Linked DNA regions of Homo sapiens: region 2 is linked to region 1. A link is a loop called in an ENCODE intact Hi-C map of the cell type or tissue named here. Cell type or tissue: ascending aorta. All regions are shown on one strand. Each heading gives the region's core, and the rest is flanking DNA. Links, peaks and the distances in the headings are about the cores only.

Region 1 (8,277 bases), core at 278-8,277:
TCATTTCCATTGCATGTGAGTGTCCATGGTTCTTGGTGACAGACTCTTAACTCCTTAAGTGCCATGAGAGTTTCTTAAAGTAGTTATGTTTGTCCATTGCTGTCCTCACCAGCCACTTACAATTAGGTGCTTCATAAAGACTTGGTGATAAAGGTAACATTACGATAATAAGGGGCTATCTTTCTATTATCCTATTGTTTGTTTTATTTATGTATTTTAGTTCTGAAAGTTGCAAAAAGGCAGTGAGGGATGCATTTCAAGCTGAAAGAAGAGTGATGAAGAAAAACAGAACAAATCCTCATGAGGAAATAAAAGACCAGTAAATAACTGAGTAAAGAACTGAGTGAACTTCAGAGCACCTTCTGAACAAATACAACCTTTTGGCAGAAGGCCAGACCTTCAGGGAGGACGGCGGAAGGTGTCGGTGCTGCTGGAGAGAACTGGAGAGCAAAGGCACCATCAGAAAGTGACTTTTATTTTTAATCCCGCTAGACTATTAGGAGATACAAAGTGAAATTCATGTCACAGAGCAGAAACATAGAGCAAAATAGGAGGATTTAGAAGAGCAGACAGCAGGAAGAGAACATATCAAACAGAGGAAAGGAAAGAAAAATATCAGGACTTAACTAAAATTTTCATTCATTTTGTTCTACCAGGTGACAAGCAGCAGAGGAAAACAAAAAGACTGCCTTAGTCATGGGTAACTGTCCTTAGTCTTTGGTATCCCATCCTTCCAAGAAAATCAAGACTCTAAATCCAAAAGCACCACATGATGATATCGTTTTTACAGAAGGCATTGCTGGGGGACAGAGATGGAGGATGCATTCCATCCCACAGCCCACTGCAAATCTTCATAAATGCCCCTTCCGTATCTTGGCCGTTTTTAACCAATGCTGTCCTCCCGAGCATCTGAATGACTCTGCCTGCTTCCTGACCTTTTCTCAACAATCCTCATCCAGGCTTTTCTGGTTCCCTGCCTGTCAGTCTCCATTGCCAACCCCATCACTCAAAGTCTCCCATCGGCCAAACAAAATCCTAATTCGTCACCATTGTCTCTAAAGCATTTTCCCAGAGGTCAGAAATTTATTTCCAGCACCCCTACTTTCACACTGAGGTAAGGTTTTTTTGAACCAAAAATATAACTACCAATCTGAATATGGTTATTGGTTAATTTCCCTCACCTCTATATCTAAGCAGCCAACATACCCTGTCATACTACAAGTGAAATGTCACTCATCGCCTCCCTCTATCCACTCATTGCCCAAGTTTGAGCTCTTACTGTTTCTTCCCTGGATCATTATCTCTCTGATTCCAGTCGCTGCCTCTTCCAGCTCTTCCCCCATTCAGCCACCAGAGCCCAAAATGCTCCTCTGAGCACGTGTCTCCCATATTCAAAATTTTACTGGTTCCAGGTTAGATAGGGAAGAAAGTTCAAAAAAAAAAAAAAAGAAAGAAAGAAAGTTCAGTGTAGTTGGTCACCGAGGCTGACTCCAGCCTTAGCCCATCTCCCAGTTCCCCCTCTTTAGCCCAACTCAGCCAGTCACACCACCCTGCACGCCATTCCTTGGACAAAAGCCATTTTCCCATTTCGTACAGGCATCGAGCTGCTGATGCTTGTGTGGGCCTGAAACATTTGTCACACAGCTGACTCTCCCCAGCCCCTGCACAGTCCTGGAAACCCCGCTTCAAGCCCTCTCATCTCTTATTTAGACCAAGACAACAGCCTCCTAACCTACCCATGCTTCTGCCCTCAGCCCTCCCCTGCCTTGCCCCATCTGTGTTCTGCACGCTGGGCAGGTTGATCTCTTCAAAGGTAAGTCAGAGAATATGCATCTCCTTTCACTGGACTCCCTCTAATGGCTTCCATCTCACTCAAAGTCAAAGCAAAAATCTGTGAAATAGCCTGGGAGGCCTTAGGTGTGCTGCTCCCCATCCAACCCCTATGACCATCTCCCTCCTAAAGCTCTGGCCTCCCTGTCCTTCCATGAACCCCATGCATGCCTGCCCTGGACTTTAGGGCTGTTTCCTTGGTCTGGATTGCTCTTCCCTCTGATGACTTTTGTAGCGCATTCTTTTCCTCCTTCAATTCTTTGCTCAAAAGTTACCATATCTGTATAATAGAGCCCTCCTTATGTGATTCCTATTCCCCTAACCCTGTTTTAATTTTTCTCCCAGTGTGTCTCACCATCTGAAGAATGCATTTTGTTATTTTTTTATGTACTGTCTGGCTCCTCCCCCTAGAATGTACACTCAGGGAGGGTGGGGTTTGGGTTTTTTTTTTTTTTTTCTATTTTGTTGTTTGCTGGTATATCCCCAGCACTTAGAACAGTGCCTGACTCATAATAAGATCTCAATAAATTTTTGTTGAATGAATGAATAAAAACTGCCTATTGAAGTCATTCTACTAGGCTCAACACAAAGGCCACCTTTTCCCATACAGTTCCTGTCAAAATTAGCCTCCTGTATTCCCTTGGCCACTTGCTTCTGCCTCCACCTTAGGGCTTACCTCTTTCACATGGTGCATCCCCCTCCCACAGAGGTGCTCCTGGAAGGTAAATGAGTCCATTTGCATGTGAAGAAGCTCAGTCTCAGAGAGGTTAAGAGAAATGTCCAAGGCCTTACACATAGGAGGCAGAGAGCTAGGAGTCTACAGAATCCAAAGGCCACTAAATACCCATTCCATTAACTCCTAGTGCTTCTCAAAAACAAACAAGAACTTTCTAAGCAAACACTCAGTACGGTGGGTATCAGGTTTTAATTTTGGTCTAATATTTAGTACTTCCCCAGAACTGTTGAAACAAAGAAGAAAGGAAGGAAGAAAGGAAGAGAGGGAGGGAGGGGAAAAGCTTCAGTCACTTCTTAATTGAGGCTCTGTTCAGACAACACAGCAGCTTCAGTGTAAGAAGACTTAATCAGAGCCAGGTGCGGTGGCTCACACCTGTAATCCCAGCACTTTGGGAGGCCGAGGCGGGCGGATCACCTGAGGTCGGCAGTTCATAGACCAGCCTGACCAGACCAGCCTGACCAACATAGAGAAACCCTGTCTCTACTAAAAATACAAAAAGGTAGCCAGGCATGGTGGCACATGCCTGTAATCCCAGCTACTTGGGAGGCTGAGGCAGGAGAATTGCTTGAACCTGGGAGGCGGAGGTTTCGGTGAGCCGAGACGGTGCCATTGCACTTCAGCCTGGGCAACAAGAGTGAAACTCCGTCTCAAAAAAAAAAAAAAAAAAGGATTGCTTAAAGCCAGGAGTTCAAGACCAGTCTGCCAACATAGTGAGAGCTCATCTCTTCAGAAAAAAAAAAGTTAGAGTGTAAGCATCTCTCTCTAGCTTACAACCTAACAGACACACTACAAACAGTGGGCACCATTTTTTTCCCAGCCAGCGCCTCCTAGGTGACTTGGTTTCTGGTTTTTTCATATGTATCCAAAGCAGAAAGCCCAAAAGTGAGGCAACATGGTGGCACACCCCACCCTCCCTTCCTCACCTGGTCAAAAGTCTATCATTACTGTGATGACTAGGTCAAGTTAAGAAAGCTACTTCCTAGCCTAAGGGCCTACCATCTTTATAATAGTAGGAATATATAAAAATCGCTGTCACTTTCATATCATGTTGATAAATATTCCCATGGTATTCTAAGATTTTATAAACAGAAATTATCTGTGGCTCTCACACCCAGAATTTGAAGATATAGGTGCAATTACCAAATTTTCCCACTAGGTGGCTCTCATAGTTTATGACCCATGGCCTGGATCGCCTAAACTCAGGGATAGATTTGGAAATGTGTACATTAATTTCTTAACAGAGGTGGTTGTTATCTATATGTTCAAATGTGTCTGTGTCTGGGTAAGTAGATTTATAATACTTTCAAACTAGAACTTGTTAGAAAAAGATATAAATTACCCTATTACGATCCCTTTATAAATAACTTCTTCAAAGCAAAATGTAAAAGAAATCCAATCTGTGCCCAATTAAGAGGTCCCATACTTATCAAATACTTCTTTTACAAGACAACAATATAATATTACCTCCTGACAACAGAACCAGTAACTTCAAATAGTAAGCATGGGTTATGCCGATCTTCTTCCCAACCCTCTGTAGAAGTTACAAGAACTCCTAGCCTAGCTAGAAATAAAACTGAATGTTTTTCAAATAAATTATGCTTGCTTAATGCAGAAGACAGAGCTGATAGTTTATTTCAGCCCTCTCTTCTCGCAGGCTAGCTAAATTAAAATGGACTTCAAGACATGGCTGATTTATCACTTTCTCTTTCCCTCCTGAGCTCCAACCAGTACACTTTTTGACAAGGACCAAGCTATCGCTGTGCTCCCGGGGGATTCCAGTATTTAACACTTGTCTCAACCTGTTCTTATTAAATTTCTGTCATGCCCCAGTTCACTGAGACACATTTGTTCTCTTCCTTTCCCTCCCTCACTTCTACCAGCCCAAGCATTAAGGCAGCGTATTAACTTCTCAGGTTAGCAACACTATCTTCTCAGGCAGTCAAGCAAACAAGTTCAGGTGGAAACACAATGATTTCTCATGAGACGCGCACAAATATCATCGTAAGATATTTGAGTCACAGCCACTTCACATGACTAACCCCTCCACATTTTCATTTCATGACTCAAGAAATCAAATGAAATATTAGAACAATTGGGAATGGTTTTATTTGTACTTTGGTATGAGATATGTGCGGAATGGGGGTAAGGAAGGTATTGAGATAAAGGCTTGTATCTGAATACACACTTGGATATAATGCACAACCCTGTGTGAATTCCCGTTTGACTCCCTTTTTCTCTCCCAACAGCTCCAGAAACGAGCCCATCTCACTCCCTGTGGCTGCTACCATCCACCCTTCAACTTCAGCTTCCCCTTCCACGTGTCCCATCACTAGAATGCAATGCAGGTTCACAGCTTGTCAACTACCTTCTTGTCTCTAAAACAAAGAGAATGATTTAGAGGATGTTAATACTGCAGAGATACATTTAAAAAAAATCAGCACAGGGAGAATTGCCATATGTCCTGAAAATGTTAGAGTGGTATTTATTTTATTTTCATATTGCATCATAATGTAAATGGGTCGAAAGTGATCTCTCTTAGCATCTTTTTTTTTTTTTTTTGAGATGGAGTTTTGCTCGTTGCCCAGGCTGGAGTGCAGTGGCACAATCTCAGCTCACTGCAACCTCCGCCTCCTGGGTTCAAGCAATTCTCCTGCCTCAGCCTCCTGAGTAGCTGGGATTATAGGCGCCCGCCACCACACCCGGCTCTCTTACCTTTTTCTTTAGTTTTCTCTTGCCTCTTCTTGAGATTGAAGCTTCATCCAAACATCCCTTTTAATCCAGAGGCTGGTGCTACTTTCAGCAGACTTTATCCTTAATTCCCTCAAACCCATCTTGCAAATAAACCTGTACAGGAGGACACAAAAATAAAAAACATGTATCCTTAAATTGCATGGTGCCACCAGAAGCTTTTGCTTGTACACTTTCTCATATTTGTACTTTTCTCATATACTATGACCAACAACATTATCATCATTTCCCCCATTTTGCAGATGAGGAAGCGGAGTCTCAAAACAGCTAGGTGATTTGCCCAAGATCACTTGGCTATGAAGTGACAATATTAAAATCTTCTAAAATATAACTTTGCTTTTGACACTTCAGAGAAAACTTCCAACCGCCTCTATCTCAAAACAGTTCTATTTCTAGCAAGAAGACAGATTCCTAAACAGTATCGGGTGTCTTCCTCTTAGCAAACTGACTGGAAGAAGGGAGGACATGCAGGGTTTAAGGGGGAGGGTGTATAATTGGGACCTGTGGCACTGCTTACAGACCGCCTCTGCATACTTTTAATCAATTAAAAAGTTGTTAGGAGGCTGGGTGTCATGGCTCACTCCTGTAATTTCAGCACTTTGGGAGGCCAAGACGGGCAGATTACTTGAGATCAGGAGTTTGAGACCAGCCTGGCCAACATGGTGAAACCCCGTCTCTACTAAAAATACAAAAATTAGCCGGGCATGGTGGCAGGTACCTGTAATCCCAGCTACTCAGGAGGCTGAAGCAGGAGAATCGCTTGAACCTGGGAGGCAGAGGTTGCAGTGAGCCGAGATCATTCCACTGCACTTCAGCCTGGGCAACAGAGTGAGACTCCATCTCAAAAAAGAAAAAAAAAGAATCATTTGGGTTAGCAAAAGTCTAGTTTAAAAAAGGAAGTACGGCCGGGCGCAGTGGCTCATGCCTGTAATCCCAGCACTTTGGGAGGCCGAGGCGGGCAGATCACGAGGTCAGGAGATGGAGACCATCCTGGCTAACACGGTGAAACCCCGTCTCTACTAAAAATACAAAAAATTAGCCGGGCGTGGTGGTGGGCGCCTGTAGTCCCAGCTATTCGGGAGGCTGAGGCAGGAGAATGACGTAACCCGGGAGGCGGAGCTTGCAGTGAGCCGAGATTGCGCCAGTGCACTCCAGCCTGGGCGACAGAGCGAGACTCCACCTGAAAAAAAAAAAAAAAAAAAAAAAAAAAAAAAAAAAAAGGAAGTACGTTTTGTTTGGAAAGATTAAACCTCTCAGAGACACAGATAAGCCGGATAAACCATGAAAGTCGCTCAATGTAGCAATTCAAAGGTAGAACCTAAACCTGTTTAACCACAGGTCAAGAAGTTTTTAAAAATAAGGTGTTCTTTATACAGTGGGATACCATACAGCAATGAGACTGAATCCACACACAACCAAGGAATACATCTTCCAAACGTAACGGTAAATGAAAGAACTCGGACACCAAAGAATGCATATCAGATGATTCCGTTTCATAAAGTTTAAAAACAGGCAAATCCACTCCGTGGTGTTTTAAGTCAGGATATTACTCTCAGGTGGGGGGCGGGGTAGTAAAACAAAAGTGAGGTGTTTGCTAACATCTCTGCTTCTTGAAACCCTGAATAGAGGTTAGGCCACAGGACTGGGAGTCAGACAGAACTAGGTTTAAATCCTGGTTCTGCAGTTGAGTGACTTTGAACTACTTTAATTCCCGGTGTCTCAGATTTTTCCACCTATAAAATGAGACTAATGATACCTTCCTCCGAGGGTTGGTGTGAGAAGTCAATGAAACGATGTATGTGAAGTGCGGCAGCCTGCGTAGGTGCTGTAATAAGTGGTAACTATTATTATCCCCGCCCCTGTTGCCTGGTGGTAAATGGGGATCAGAGAACAGATAGGTAAGAACACAGACAAGAAGGAAAGGGAAGGACCTAACTAGGCTTATGATTAAAGACGTGCAGAATCCACCAGAAGGCTGTACTGGTAAGTGCCATTTCCTCCCTCCCACAGCCCACACGGTCTCCTGGATTTTGCTGCCTGCAAGTTTGGGCTGGCCCACAACAGCCAACCAAAGTCGTTTGGGTCCCATCCATGAGGGCCCTTGCTAGGGGACTTGATACTGTTACAGGAAAGGGGTCTGGATCAAGATCCCAAGAGAGGGTTCTTGGATCTCATGCAAGAAAGAATTCAGGGTGAGTCCATAGAGTAAAGTAAAAGCCAGTTGATTAGGAAAATAAAGGAATAAAGAATGGCTGCTCCATAAACAGAGCAGCCCTCAGGGTTGCTGGTTGCCCATTTTTATGGTTATTTATTGATTATATGCCAAACAAGGGGTAGATTATTCACGTCTCTCCTTTTTAGACCATATAGGGTAACTTCCTCACGTTGCCATGGCATTTGTAAATTGTCATCGGTGCTGGGGGGAGTGTAGCAGTGAAGACGACCCCAGGACCCTCTAGTGGCCATCTTGGTTTTGGTGGGTTTTGGCCAGCTTCTTTACCGCAAACTGTTTTATCAGCAAGGTTTTTATGACCTGTAACTTGTGCCTACCTCTTATCTCATCCTGTGACTTAGAATGCCTTAACTGTCTGGGAATGCAGCCCAGTAGATCTCAGCCTCATTTCACCCAGCCCCTACTCAAGATGGAGTTGCTCTGGTTCACATGCCTCTGACAATACTAGTCCAAAAAATTAGTTTGTACTAATTCTCTCATAGTAGTTGCTAGCAACATCCTGGGTTACCCTGCTGGTGATGTTGGTTGCATTTTGACCAGAGCCTATGGATATACAAGACCATGACCTAGGCTGGGTGTAATTTCACCTTATCCTCAGTCAGAAAGGAGCTGGGTAGGGAGTAGAAGGGGAATAATATGAACAGGGTAGTGTTAACGTCAAGTTTGTAAGAACAAGCCACAGCCTGGGCTGCAGGGACTCTGCAGGCTTTCCTTTCTGACTGCAGAATGA
Region 2 (8,332 bases), core at 204-8,203, 110 kb after region 1:
AGAGATTGAGACCATCCTGGCCAACATGGTGAAATCCCGTCTGTGCTTAAAATACAAAAATTAGCTGGGCGTGGTGGCGTGCGCCTGTAATCCCAGCTACTCGGGAGGCTGAGGTAGGAGAATCACTTGAACCCGGGAGACGGAGATTGCAGTGAGCCGAGATCACACCACTGCACTCCAGCCTCACGACAGAGTGAGACCCCATCTCAAAACAAAACAAAAATGTGCTATAGTGTTTGATTCATAGTAAGAACTGTTCACTCATATTAAACTGAAGCTCATTCTGTGAGTTAACATTTATCAAGCATTTTTTATGCATTAACACCATGTGATTTACATGCATCATCACATTTAATCCTCATAGGGACATTGGAAGGTAGACACAATTTTCCTCATTTTCAAATAAGGGAAATTGGGGCTGTGTTAGCTACCTTGATCAAGGTCTCCAATATCTTCAAAGGCAGAGCCGGCATTCAAAATCAGATCTACTGAATTCTAGAGTCCATACCGTTAAAGCTACATTTGTGGCCAGGCGCGGTGGCTCACTCACGCCTATAATCCCAGCACTTTGGGAGGCTGAGGTGGGTGAATCACCTGAGCTCAGGAGTTCAAGACCAGCCTGGGCAACATGGTGAAATCCCATCTCTACTAAAAATACAAAAATTAGCTGGGTGTGGTGGCGTGTGCCTGTAATCACAGCTACTCGGGAGGCTGAGACAGGAGAATCGCTTGAACCTGGGAGGCAGACGTTGCAGTGAGCTGAGATCACGCCATTGTACTCCAGCCTGGGCAACAACAGCAAAATTGTTTCAAAAACAAAAGGGAAAATGACTCCTTCACAGAAGCATGGGGAAGATGAAATGGAAAGCTCCTCTCAATGCCTACAACATACCAAGGACTCAAACAGTTGTAGCTATTATTAATGTCTTCCTCCTTCTCAGATTAGACGTCTTTCCTCTTGTGTTGTGTGTGTGTTTTTTTTTTTTTTTTTTTAAAGATGGGGGTCTCACTATGTTGCCTAGGCTGGTTTTCAACTCCTGGGCTCAAGCAATCCTCTCTCCTTAGCCTCTTGAGTAGCTGGTACTATACGTATGTGTTACTGTGCCTGGCCTCATTCTTTATTTTTTAGAGACGGGGTTTTGCCATTTTGCCCAGGCTGGTCCCAAACTCTTGAGCCCAGGTGATCCACCTGCCTCAGCTTCCCAAAGTGCTGGGATTACAGGCATGAGCCACTGCGCCCGGCCAGTCTGGCACCATTCTTAATATCACAGCTTTGGTTGGGTGTGGTGGCTCATGTCTGTGATCCCAGTACTCTGGGAGGCCGAGGTAGGAGGATCACTTGAACCCAGATGTTTGAAACCAGTGTGAACAACATAGTGAGACCTCATCTCTATTTTATAGAATAAAATTTTAAAAATTAAAAAAAAATCAGCTTTGGTCTGATATTACAGTTTTTCCTTCTTCCTGTTTTCCTTTTCCCTATTAGAGGAAACAGGATGGAGGAGGGCAGCAGAGGGCAGCCCCCAGCTCTGGGAGGGGAATAATTTTAGAAGAGAATCCTCTGGCAGAGGTAAGCAGAAGGGAGCAGAGCTGTGAAATTCAACCTCATACCCTTATTCAAGGGCAAGGGGGTTGGGGGGCGGGGAGGACATGGAATCCAGTTCAGAGATACTGCTCTGTAATTCTCAAACATATCACACCACTGAAAATGCTTCCTATCCTGAAAATGGGTATTTATCTTACTTCCACTATTTCCATAATTTCTTCGCCTGTCCTAGATTTTGTATCCTTCCCTTGAGGCTATCCCATGGTTGTTTTTCTTGCAGTACAACCAACCAGTTTCAGTCCATTTTTCATGCCCTTTTGTCTCCAGTGTTCTGTACCAAATTCTGCTCTATCTGCCGAGGTGCTTCAGCTCACCTCAATCCCCTTCTGCTCTTCCTAGACTGCCATACCCTTCTCTGTATGACTCAACAATATTTCCAGCTCCCACAGCTGTTTCCTACCAAACAAAAAAGTTTTGTTTCTGGTTTGTTATAGGTGGCTCATACCTATAATCCTAGCACTTTGGGAGGCCGAAGCGGGCTGATCACTTGAGGCCAGGAGTTAGAGACCAGCCTGGCCAACATGGTGAAATCCCGTATTTAAAAAAAAAAGTTTTGTTTCCTACCAAAACTTCTGTACAAAGTTCCTACAGAACATTCCATCTCTTGCCAAATTCCATGGCCCATCTGCACCTGCACTTACCTCTCAGGCATATCCTTTAGATACAATGCACCCCCAAAATATCCCAACTTACACAAATTCATTGCTTTGATCTCTTCTATGCTGCACTAGAATTCTCTTACAATCTATGCCCACTCTAGAAGACCTTAAATGCAACCAGGTAAGAAATGGAATTTTACTATCTTCACTCTCCCATCCTTCTATTCCAGCCCAATCTGTTATGGCAGCCTACATCTCATAGTCTAAATAATCAAGAACCAGCACTGTTTGCTAATAACTTCCATTTCATCTGTGAGAAATCCCAGGACTACGCAAACTGAGATGGGCCCACACCTGCATATATTTACAGGATCACAGCAGCAAAATAAGAAGGGTTTTCAGGTCTGGGTATGCCTTGTGAGGTGGTAAGGAATGCTGCAGTGTAAGGGGCTAAGGAAACGAAATCTGTGGGCTTCAGAGGACTGAGTATCTACAGAAACAGATATTGAGCACACATCAGTAATAAATATGAGCATTTATTTGGCACCCGATGGCAATACAAAATCCTGGCAGTGGGAGTGGAAAGGTTCTCTCTCTCAAATACTTCCATACTATGTCGACCCAAAGGCAGGACTTGGCAGCAAGGCTCACAAACCACCCAAACAAATATTTATTGAGCACCTTGACTACTACAGGCCTAGCATTTTGCTAGGGACCATGGGAGATGTGAAGGAAGTTATCTCACACATGATATGTCTTCAAGGAGCTAAAAATGCCAGTGGATAAAAGCAAAACACATGGAAAAACAAAGTACAAATAATAATCCGTGTATATTGTCAAAAGGAACATTTTATCAAAAGGTAGGATTGTAGCTAAGGTTGGCTTGCCTTCTTCCCTCTTTTATTCAACAAACATTTAATGAAGGCCCACTATGTGCCAAGCACTTGGTACATGATGGTGAATAAAACAAACAAGGTTTCTGCCCTCATTTACAGCCTGGTAGGGGAGACAGAAATGAACAAGTAAAAGTAGCATATATATAAACTGCAATAAATGCAATGAGGGGAAAAGACAAGATGTGGTGACAGACACAGAAGTAGACTGCTCAGGGACTGAAGGGCCCGGGAATTGTCAAGACTTGAGGAAGAAGGACACCACCTGAGTCAAGAGTGGTGGGGGTGGAGAGCTGAGAAGGCCCAGGAAAAGGGCAGGAAAGAGCACAAAATTAGAAGCTGAGAGGAGACCACTCGGGCTGGAGCTTAGCAAGAAATCACCATTTAATGAGGTTCAAGGGGAAGGCAAGAACCAGTTCTCATAAACCAAGGTGAAGAGTTTACATTTTAAATGAGGGGTAATAGAAAGCAGAAGGGTTCTAAGCAGGGGGGTGATCAGATTTATATTTAAACAACCAAATCCTGGCCAGGTGTGGTGGCTCATGCCTGTAAGCCCAGCTATTTGAGAGGCTGAGGCGGGAAGATGGCTTGAGGCCAGGAGTTCGAGACCAGTCTGAGAAACATAGTGAGAACTCACCTTAAAAAACAAAAAACAGCAAACAACCAAAAAAAATTAAAAACCAAAACTACTCTGTTATGTGAGAACAGACTGGAGGAAGAAAGAATGGAAGTTTTTTTTTTTTTTTTTTTAAAAAAAGGTCTTGCCCGGGCGCAGTGGCTCACGCCTGTAATCCCAACACTTTGGGAGGCTGAGGTGGGTGGATCATGAGGTCAGGAGATCAAGACCATCCCGGCTAACATGGTGAAACCCTGTCTCTACTAAAAATACAAAAAAATTAGCCGGGCACGGTGGCGGGCACCTGTAGTCCCAGCTACTTGGAAGGCTGAGGCAGGAGAATGGCGTGAACCCGGGAGTTGGAGCTTGCAGTGAGCTGAGATCGTGCCACTGCCCTCCAGCCTGGGCGACAGAGCGAGACTCTGTCTCAAAAAAAAAAAAAAAAAAAAAAAAAGTCTTAAAGAACAGGGAAGTTGGGAAGTTTCAGATAAGCAGGGATAAAGGTTTCTAGGTTGAAAACAATAACATGTATGGCACTGAAATAAAAGCCACATAATATCAAAGGAGAGTTTAATACTGAAAGAGAAAGCAGGAACAAAGAACTACATTACATCTTTGAGCATTTACATGATCCTGTAAAGCAGGATTCTAGACAGATTTGGTGGCAGCAGCCAACAGGATGAAATGAAGGTAAAGAAGGGAGAGATATGAAGCAGGGAGATAAGCTAGGAAGCTTTTCTAGAAATCTAGATATGAAGTGCAGGTTGATTGAATGAAAGTGGGAATAGTAAGGGAGAGAGATGGACGTTTCTCAGGAAGGAAAAAGACAGAGAGGTGGTTACAGAGTCTAGGGAAACACACCATTCTTCCTGGCCTTCTCTGATGCTCCCCACGAGGCTCATTTCAGTAACAAAGCTCAGAGAAACAACCAACGAAAGATCTTTGAGACTTCCATGGGCAAAGATCAATAAGGTACAAATGCAAGGCAATGTTGGCTGACAGGCTGCGGTGCCTTGAGCCCAAACGAGCCAAGAGTGTCCTTCCACTGGGTGGCGCTGCAGTACTGAAGGGAACGCACAGGCCGCTTCTGGACACTGCAGCAAGGTGCGTCTCTAGTCATGTTTGCTTCTTCAGAGCCAAAAGATAATGTCTACATTAAATTTGGACACCTTCCAAACTCTCACTCTAGGACAAAAAGGGCGGAGGATATGAATGAAATAAAAGATAGGAGATGGTCTCTCAGACATCTTAACTAATGTAATAAAAGCAATCACTAAAGTGCCATCTACAAAAGCTGGAACTGAACACAAATATGGGGAATTTATATGCCCTCTCCCCATAACCACACTGTGTTTACAACTTCACTTGTCAGGCTCTTCAACTGCAGCTGAAACATTCCTGGCAATAGGTCCAACCAAGGCTGGCTCTACAGGCAAAGGGCTTCACAGAAAAGGAGCTGGCCTGGAGTCCCACACTCAAAGGCAGAGATGATGGGCACAGGAAACAAGTCTGGGAGATTCCCACATCCCTGAGGGGGCAGAACAGAAACCGTGCATCCTGAAGATCAAAGGCTCTATCACACCTCCTGTGGTCCAGTGGCTTCCACTTGGCGTGGATGATGGGGAGGTGACATCATGTGGGAGGGTGTCCTGGGAACAGGTAGAGGTGGCGGCACAGAGTGCTGCAGTATTCAGACATCTCCTTGCACCGGTGGAATTCTGTGCCAGGAGCATAACCTTCCCGATCCTTGATAAGTGCGTTCACCTGGAGGGGCAGAACCAATAGGCCCAAGTCTGAGAATCTCGGGCTTCAGGAGAGCAGCAAACGGGAAGGGGAGACGGACTATGAAAGAGCATTCAAGAGAGGAGGAAAGTAGAGCACTGTGGAGACACACAGGGGTCACGGAGCCCGCTGGCTCACCTTAACCAGCATGTCGGCCACGTGCATATCACAAGCCCGCTCAGAAAACACTTGAGCAAGAGCCTCGATGTACCAGGAACCTCGTTTGGTGTTCCGCATGGCGGCAGTCCCTGCAACCAAAAGGGCATTAATCACAGTGTGAATGCCATCACACAGCTGCACTTCCCAAACTAGACTCGGCCATGACACCTGCACCCTCCCTAGTCAGAGAACCCAGCATGAAGAATCTAAGTCTAGGAGGGTACTCTTTTGGATTATTGGCATACTTTGGAGATACCGTAGGTCTGTTTCCAGACCAGCTTAAGAAAGTGAATATGGCAATAAAGCAAGTCATACAAATTTTCAGGTCTCCCAGTGTATACGGAAGTTATGGTTACTATCCTACAGTCTATTAAGTGTGCAACAACATTATGTCTAAAACATGCATATGCTGTAATTAAAACATACTTTATTGCTGAAAAATGCTAACAGAGGCATGCCAATAGAAAAATGGTGCTGACAGATGCTCAAAGGATTGCCACAAACCTTCAATTTGTAAAAAGCAGCTGAGCATCCCAAATCCAAAAAATCTGAAATGCTTCAAAATCTGAAACTTTCCAAGTGCCAATATGATGCTCAAAGAAGGTGCTCATGGGAGTGTTTTAAATTTAGAATATTTGGATACGGGATACTCAACTAGTAAGTATAACGCAAATATTCCAAAATCCAAAAAAACAAAAAAATCCAAAATCTGAAACACTTCTGGTTCCAACACTTCAGATAAGGGATACTCAACCTGTACCTGCAAAGCACAATAAAGCAAAGTGCAACAAAATGAGGTATGACTCAACTCTTTTGGAACTCAAAGTACCTTTGAGGCAGGCATAGCCGCATATCATGTCTGAGCGCGTGGGCAGTCTCATCTTCGGCAACTTTTCTTTACCGGCATCACTCTCCTCGCACCCAGGGGATCCTGCGTGGTTCTTTCCATCTTGTTGGTCAACCCCACGATCAGTCTCATCTGTAACAAAGGCAGACAGAATGGACAATGATGTTACTTCTTCCTATCTCTCTTGGGCCTGTCACAGGCAAGCCCACGTTCCCTACAACCTTGAAGGGGAAGAGCCATTTCCAGCTGTTGCCTCCAACCTATGGCTGATAAACTAAAAAAAAAAAAAAAAAATTATTACTCTCTCAGCATGCATCTGTTACTCAGGGGATGCCTCATACACACCGGGCACCACGCTCAAGCACATGCACATCTATGCGGTTGGAGCAGTTCCCATTCTGTGTAAGACAGGGAAAATGCCAAATCAAATACTCCTTGTAAATGGAACTGAAAATCATCTAAGTCCACAACTCACTTGTTCAATTAACAATATGCCTGGGAGTCACAGTGCTTTTTATTGCAATACATAATAAAATATTGATATATTTAATTACATAAACAAGAAAAAACAAGGTAATAAATAACAAATACGGTTACCATATGTATGCTATATAAAAATCACAACCTCGAACTATGTATCAAAAAATAATAAAACTAAGTATGATCAGTTGTTTCCAAGGTGGTTTTGATATCTTCGAAGCACTATGTTTATTAATTTCATAAGATAAATTATAGCAAGCATCCAAGATTTAAGAAAAAAAATTTTTAATTTATTTTTTAAAATAACTTTTTAAATCTTTTTTTTTCTTTTTTTAATAGAGATGGGGTCTTGCTACGTTGACCAGGCTTGTCTTGAACTCCTGGCTTCAAGTGATCCTTCTGCCTCGGCCTCCCAAAGTGTTGGGATTATAGGCATGAGTCACTGCACCTGGCCTTATGAAAATTTTAAGAGGAAAAACTTAAAGTGGGGAGAACTTGACTGTTTTCTCCCAGAAAATTTAAAAAGATCATCCTTATTCAATTTTAGCAGTAATTTCTCAACATACCCTGAGCAGATCCTTGCTCTTGATACAAGCCTTATGTATCCCAAGACAGACTCTTATTTTTGATGATGTTGTTTTATTTTGGGTGTGGGCAGGGGTGCTGTCAGTAGGCAAGACAGATGGGGAGGACTCTCAGGTCAACACATCAAAAGTAAGAGTATGCTCTTTTACAGTACTTCCTGATCCATGCAATGTCGAGGGAGCCTAGGAAAGAAGGGAAGCTTCAAGAATTGGGGGAAAAGGACCAAAGCACAGGTTTAATAAAAATGTGTCAAGCAACTGCCATGTGTTGGGCACTGTCTTACTTTAAGGCCTAGGGATAGAGTGAAGAGAAAATTCCTGCCGTCATGGAGCTTACACTCCAGTTTAGAAGCTGACTGGGGCAGGGGGGTGGAGCTTTTTCTAGACATTAATTATATTAACCAAATACAGCAGGAAGACAGGTGAACTCAAATTTTCAATGGAACAATTGGCTACTGGTCATTCCTTGAAGGATTTAATTTCAGAAAAGTTAGAGAGACAGAGCAAAAGATCCAGATTACTCCAGAAAAGAGCAATTACTCCTTATCCAGATCCAATAGTGTATTAAATCCCTGGATATAGGATGAGAAAATCACAATTTAACGTCGTTTTGTTAGTAAAGACGCCTAAAGGAAACAGGCCAAGCTAAAGAGAAAGGAGAATTCCTCTCTCACCTTTATATCACAGATCCATCAATCAATAAATGTCACTGGTTCTTTTGTCACAATATCCTCATATTTGTTTTTTACATAATACCTACAGTTTT

The links. Hi-C counts contacts between places; a loop is a spot of excess contacts. Peaks named below come from ENCODE experiments on the same cell type or tissue, not always from the same donor. Only the 100,000 strongest peaks of a DNase experiment are listed, where the experiment ranks them.
Region 2: a loop joins it to region 1, with 4 times the contacts of the local background. A loop is called at or near these places in 35 of 110 quality-filtered maps.

The regions. Positions count from the first base shown.
Region 1 is chr7:143,412,201-143,420,477 of GRCh38, reverse strand. EPHA1-AS1 (EPHA1 antisense RNA 1) reads right to left here. Exons shown (of 5, transcript NR_033897.1): 2 at 5,279-5,410. Among named protein-coding and RNA genes, the nearest start is that of EPHA1, 7.5 kb to the right of the region's middle. In ascending aorta, for the core only: a CTCF peak has its summit at 3,721 (motif pointing right); no DNase peak of the experiment used is centred there.
Region 2 is chr7:143,302,086-143,310,417 of GRCh38, reverse strand. CASP2 (caspase 2) reads right to left here. Exons shown (of 11, transcript NM_032982.4): 9 at 6,485-6,634; 10 at 5,635-5,744; 11 at 2,722-5,478. The coding sequence ends at 5,347. Among named protein-coding and RNA genes, the nearest start is that of CLCN1, 9.9 kb to the left of the region's middle. In ascending aorta, for the core only: a CTCF peak has its summit at 4,765 (motif pointing right); a DNase peak (open chromatin) is centred at 4,761.